2 separate regions of the Homo sapiens genome follow, and region 2 is linked to region 1. Evidence: read pairs that join two places in POLR2A ChIA-PET (ENCODE). Cell type or tissue: Panc1. All regions are shown on one strand. Each heading gives the region's core, and the rest is flanking DNA. Links, peaks and the distances in the headings are about the cores only. Region 1 overlaps LINC01166 (long intergenic non-protein coding RNA 1166). Region 2 holds the start of LOC107984283 (a long non-coding RNA gene).

Evidence for each region. Peaks named below come from ENCODE experiments on the same cell type or tissue, not always from the same donor. Only the 100,000 strongest peaks of a DNase experiment are listed, where the experiment ranks them.
Region 2: POLR2A ChIA-PET joins it to region 1 with 7 read pairs; 2 of 35 experiments call an interaction of 5 or more read pairs at or near these places.

The regions. Positions count from the first base shown.
Region 1 is chr10:132,943,681-132,946,587 of GRCh38, reverse strand. It overlaps LINC01166 (long intergenic non-protein coding RNA 1166), which reads left to right. Exons shown (of 2, transcript NR_120627.1): 2 at 107-2,621. LOC105378572 (a long non-coding RNA gene) reads right to left here. Exons shown (of 3, transcript XR_007062348.1): 1 at 2,013-2,907; 2 at 1,463-1,568. Among named protein-coding and RNA genes, the nearest start is that of CFAP46, 2.6 kb to the right of the region's middle. In Panc1, for the core only: no CTCF peak of the experiment used is centred there; no DNase peak of the experiment used is centred there.
Region 2 is chr10:132,993,617-132,996,523 of GRCh38, reverse strand. LOC107984283 (a long non-coding RNA gene) reads right to left here and starts at 2,365. Exons shown (of 3, transcript XR_001747674.2): 1 at 2,187-2,365; 2 at 1,446-1,651; 3 at 949-1,305. RefSeq lists an enhancer at 1,608-2,290. In Panc1, for the core only: no CTCF peak of the experiment used is centred there; no DNase peak of the experiment used is centred there; H3K4me3 peaks cover 577 bases; H3K27ac peaks cover 281 bases.

The sequences.
Region 1 (2,907 bases), core at 88-2,587:
TTAGGGATGATGGTCTGAGGTGCTGAGTGCTGGGGTGCTGGGTGCTGGGTGCTGAGTGCTGGGCTGTTGGGGATGACAGCGGATGTTCTCCTCCCTGTCTTTTCAGGGCATGTGCACACCACCCTCGGCCGTCATCCTGGAGACGCGGGAGCTCGGCTGCCAGGTTGCTGATACGCTCCATGTTCAGGAGCTGTCCCACCGGGAAAGGTGTCCGTGGGGGTGAGGAGCCCTCTTCTGATCCTCCTGCTTTCCTGGGGGGTGAAGCTGCTTTCCCAGAAAACACCAGGCCCCCCTCCCAGCTGCCGGACCCCACAGTGTGGTCTTTGTCCCCAGGGGCAGTGCTTTCTGCCCCTTTTGTTCTCTGCTGATCCCCAGAGCCTGGCCCTGCACAGGTCGTCGGTGATGTCTGTGGATTAGAGACCTGCTCCCCTGTGCCTCCACAGGGGAGGGCCACACATGCATACACATGCACACTCAGACACATGGTCACACACATGATCATGCTTACATGTCACACACTATACACACGCACTCTTGTGTACACATGGCACACACTTACCCTAACGCAGCCACACAGTTCACACACACCCACCCCCTCCTGCTGACACTCTCACAGTCACACACATGCACTCACCACACCCTCCCCTAGTGGGCTCTGGGGTTCCACCAACCGTAGCTGGGTGGCCACCCCATGGTCTTCACCACTGCGTGGCCCAACACACAAAGGTGGCCTGGGGTCTCTCCCGACTCTAGGTCAGTTCTTCCTGGTTCCCTGGGCCAACATTCTCCTGCGGGCCCAGTCTCAGTCAGCCCTCACACGTGGGGATTCCAGCCCAGCCCCCTTTCCCAGACTCCACACTTGGATTCTCAAGCCATAGGTAAAGTAGCCGTGCCGGCACCGACTGGCCCCAAAGTGGAGCCGATGCCACAAAGCACTGCCGGGCCAGACACCAGCCAGGCAGAGTGAGGAGAGCACAGGCCCCTGGGACAGCGGTGCAGGTCGGCTTCCAGCCAACTTTGGGGTCCCCAGGACCCCGCCTTTCTGGAGGGGTCACCAAGCCAGAGCTGGGCTCCACCTGGCCATTTGTGAGATGTGCAGCTTTGTGAGCTGGTGCTGCCCCTGGGGCAGTTTAAACAGCGGTGGTGGGAGGATGTGCAAATGCTTCCAACCAGGGGCTTCATTTTCGCTTTTCCCTGGAGAGCCTGCTTGCCAGCACCCCGCTACCAGGGACCCTCCGTGCCTCCCCAACTCCACCTAACCCCTTCTCCAGCTCCCCTAGTGGGGGGCGGCACCTTGCTCTTCTGAGCGGAGCCGGGGAGAGCGAGGACCCCGCACATCACCACGTCCCTCCTGCCCCCGGCTTCTGCTTGCCTGTCCCCAGGAGCTGGGATGCCAGGTCGATTTCAACTAAGTTCTCTTTTACGGACATACACACCAGTGGGATTTGATTACTGGCCTCACCTGCGCTGGAAGAAGCTCTATCTTTAACTTCTGTTCTGCTCATTCTGCTCATGTATATATTCTGAGATGTTTTAAACAACAATTCACCCATCTTCCTGGCTTTCACCTGATGAAATTACAAATGTTCAGAATTCTCACCACCTTCTGGTTAAGCAAGTGTCATGGATTGAACTGTGTCCCCCTGAAACTCTTATGCTGGAGTCCTAGTCCCACGGCCTCAGAATGTGGCCTTATTTGGAGACAGGGTCTTCACAGAGGTGATCTATTTAACAGGAGGTCCCAGGGTGGGCCCTAAACCCCATGGCTGGTGTCCATATAAGATGGGCACATTTGGACACCGAGACACAGACAAGAAGACGACCACATACGGCCACGCGGGGTGCCCTCCAAGGAACCAACTCCGGCCGCACCTTGTTCTCGGCCTTCCCGCCTCCTTTCCCGCTGTTTAAGCCGCCCATGAGAGTGCCCCGTGATGGCAACGCCAGCGGGCGCATATACAGCAGGCCTCTGGGGTCCAGCCTGGGAGCCCAGACACAGACACCGTCTCTACCTGGCAAGATGGGGTGATGAAATGAGAAATGAATAGATCTGGTCTCTGCTCCCGAGACCCCGCACAGGGCTCCAAAAGCCCTCGAATTTCCTGGGTGATGGCAGCAGATTCTTCCATTCAAATGAGGTGAGGCTTGGTGGCTCCTGGAGGGGGTCCAGTCACCAGAGAGACCAGCCAGGATTAGCACCTGCAGCTCTCAACCCTGCACCCACCCTCCTCCAGGGATCATCCACCATCATCCTTCATGTCTGCGATGGAGCCTCCATAAGAATGCCTGGACTATGGGTCCCGAGCAGTTCCAGGTTGCTGAACACATCCACGGGCCAGGAGGGTGGTGCCCCCCACTCCACGGACACAGAAGCTCCTGGGCTGGGGACCCTTTCCGACCCTGCCCTGTGCCCCGGCCCACCTGGCTGCCCATCTGCGGCCTTTCTCATCTCCTTTTCCTGCGTTCTGTGATAATTTTGTGTTGCACTCTTGATATTTAAGGCTAATGTGTAACTAGAAAACTGAGTTTTAATATTTAATGCCCTTGGATTTGGGAAATCTCTTACTACATTATGTTTGGATATACTTTCTCTGAGGGGATAAATATTTTATCGAGGCTGTACCCATGTGTGGAGTGTCTTTACCAACAAAGGCCCATCTGAGAACTGTCTTTGGGAAGGAATATGGTCATTTAGCAGGGATCTGAGGCTGCCAACTTCAAGACGGGGTGGGGCTCTAGGAGCCTGAGAAACATACGACGTTCAGGTTTCAAAACTATGTCCAGGCAGCTTATTTGATCCCATGTAGGTATGGTGGCCTCTCCCGGGTGGAATTCCACTCTCCCAGGTGGGCCTCTCCCAGGCGGTCCTCTCTCAGGGGGTTCTCTCCCAGGTGGGCCTCTCCTGGG
Region 2 (2,907 bases), core at 316-2,815, 50 kb before region 1:
CCGTGGGGTCAGGGTGGGTCTCCGTGGGTGGGTCTTCGTGGGCTTTGGTCAAAGGCCACCCAGGCGCACCAGCATCAGGCATGCTGCGGGGCTGTGCAGCCGACCTGGAGACTCCCAGGAAGCATCGCTTTGACACGGGGCAGGAGGTCCCCACCTAGGGGAGGTCGGCGTTGAAAAAATCAGAGGGGTCGTGGAAAGAATCAGGGAGAGGGCCGTGGCACCAGCTTGTGGGGGCACAGAGGATGGAGCCCACGGCATGGGGCCCTAGGTTGCCAGAGGGCATCAGTCTGGCTGGTGAGTTCCTGATTGTGAAGGCAGGTGACCGGCTTGGGCAGAGCGTGCTCTGGAGATGTGACTCGCCCAGAATGGCAGAATGCACAGGCCCCTGGACACACCCCAGGTGGTGGACAGGAAAACCCAGGCCCTCCAGGGGTCAGAGGTGAGGGACAGCAGCCCCAGACACTGCCTGGGCCTCGGGGCAGCGTCTCTCATTCCTCTGAAGGACGGAAGCCGAGGTCTCTGCTGCCCACTGCGCCCCTGCCGCCTGGTGTCGGCCGCTCCTGTCCAGCCCCGGGGTCCCCACACATCAGCAGGGAGTGAGGAAAACAGTGCAGCTGGCCGGGATGCATCCATGCAGCATTTTAGCAACAACGAACACACAGGGTTCTGAACGTCCAGGTCCCTGTGCTGGTGAATGGCCATTGCTGGGAGCCGATGTCTGGAAGGTCCCAGTGCTGGTGAATGGCCATTGCTGGGAGCCTATGTCTGGAAGGTCCCAGTGCTGGTGAATGGCCATTGCTGGGAGCTGGCATCTGGAAGGTCCCTGTGCTGGTGAATGGCCATTGCTAGGAGCTGGCATCTGGAAGGCAGTTGCTCCCTCTGCCAGCCATGACCCACTGGAAAGCCAGAACCAGTGACTTTTGAATCACGGGGTTTTAGAAAACTGTCTTTTGTATTTATTTTATTCTCTTAACAGCAATGACTTCAGTATAGGCTGATTTCTTGCACAGACATGGCAGAAAAGGCTGGAACATTTGGAAAAGCCGTAGAAAGCCGTGAACCAGCTATGAAAGCCCACATGGAGGTCAGGTGTGAGGGGAATGCAGCCGTCCCAGAGGACGCACGGCTGAGCTTGCCCCACATGGAGGTCAGGTGTGAGGGGAACGCAGCCATTCCAGAGGACGCACGGCTGAGCTTGCCCCACATGGAGGTCAGGTGTGAGGGCAATGCAGCCGTCCCAGAGGACGCACGGCTGAGCTCGCTGGGATTTACCTTCTCCTGGGCCTCAGGGATTTCTTCTTATTCCTGGGGAAAATCAGGAATTTGGACAAGCCTTCCATACACAAACTTATAAAAACAGCTCATGGTACCGAAAATGGGCCCATCCAGAGGACACCCTGGCATCCGGGATCCCGCACCCAGGTCCCTGCCGCAGTGGCCAGTACCTCTCCCAGTGCCGAGCCCTGCCCCTGCTGAGCTACCCCACGCTGGGTCCCTTCCGGGCAGCAGCATCTGCAGGCTGTGAGGCCTGGGCCTTCAGAGGCAGAGGTCTCTGTCCCCGAGCTCAGGAGGAGGCCACTGCCGGGACGCCAGGCCGCACAGGCGGCATTTCCAGTACGAAGCACAAATCTGGCCCTGTCAGCTCAGGGCACTGCTGGGAAAAAACATCCCTCGGTTGGTCCCACCGGAATGTGACCTTTTTTAAAGCTTGTCACTTTTACTTCATTAGCATCCGACACCAACGCTCTCCCTGGAAGGATGCAGCTTCAGCCCCCCCAAGTGCAAGGAAACCACACGCTGGGCCTTAAGGAGCCACTCAGCTTCCCTGAGGCAGCGAGCTCGTAATCTGGAGCTACGGGAGGCACCACGCAGCTGGAACAGGAGCTCTGGTGGGTTTGCCCCGCTAATGACAAGGTGTCAGGACTTAATGAGACGCGGAAACGCTGCCTCCTCAGGGCGCATCCTCATCTCCTCTCTCCCTCCCGCCCTTCCCACCCGTCGGCCTTCCCCGCTGCGAGCAGGAGCCGTTCTCAAACCGAAAGCAGCAGCCCGCAGGCAGCAACCGTCTCCAGAGGCTTTGCTCCAACTGCCTCCCGGTCGACCTACTTGATCCTCCTCCTAACCCGGGTGCTGTTATCACCCCAATTTCACCAATGAGGAAAGAGGTGCAGAGAGCGGAGACCCACCAAGGCGGCCCTGTGAGGATCTAAGAGTCCACAGTTCCGCTCGAGAGACAGCCGTCACTCCCGCCAGTGCGCTCTGGGTCTGAGACGTGAAGTGAAGTCACGGATGCTTTTCATGAGCTTTACCTGTGAGTGGGGGCTCGGCAACACCATGGTGAGCAAACGCCCCACATCTCAGGGGATTGAGACCACGAAGGTTTCATGTCACTGTGGGCTTCTTGGGCTGTGCCCCCAGGTCCTCCCTGGGACCCAGATGGCGGAGCCAACCCTGCCATGGCCGCGGCCTGGGGGGCTGAGGCCGGGGCAACGAAGTGGGCTTGAGACATCCCCTGGAAGGTGGAAGGTCACTGCCAGGTGGAATCCTAACTCACTCACCACATCAACCAATGGAGTGGTCAGCGATGGTGACGGCAGTGGGTGGGGTTCCGCTGAGACGCGCCTCGTCACTCGTCTTACTGAATTGACGTTCCCCCCATGAAACCGTGAACCTGCACTGGTGCTGAAGGAGCGTTGCGGTTTCCGCTTATCGGGACTCACCTGCAAAGCATCCCGACGGGCAGTTAAAAGTCCACGCAGTGTGCGACGCTGCCTCACACATACTCACACACACTCACACACACTCCGAAGACAGATGCCGCAGTGTGCGATGCCGCCTCACGCACACTCCGCAGAAGACAGATGCCCACAGGTGGCACCAATGGGGAATTCCCGACTCTCATGCAGT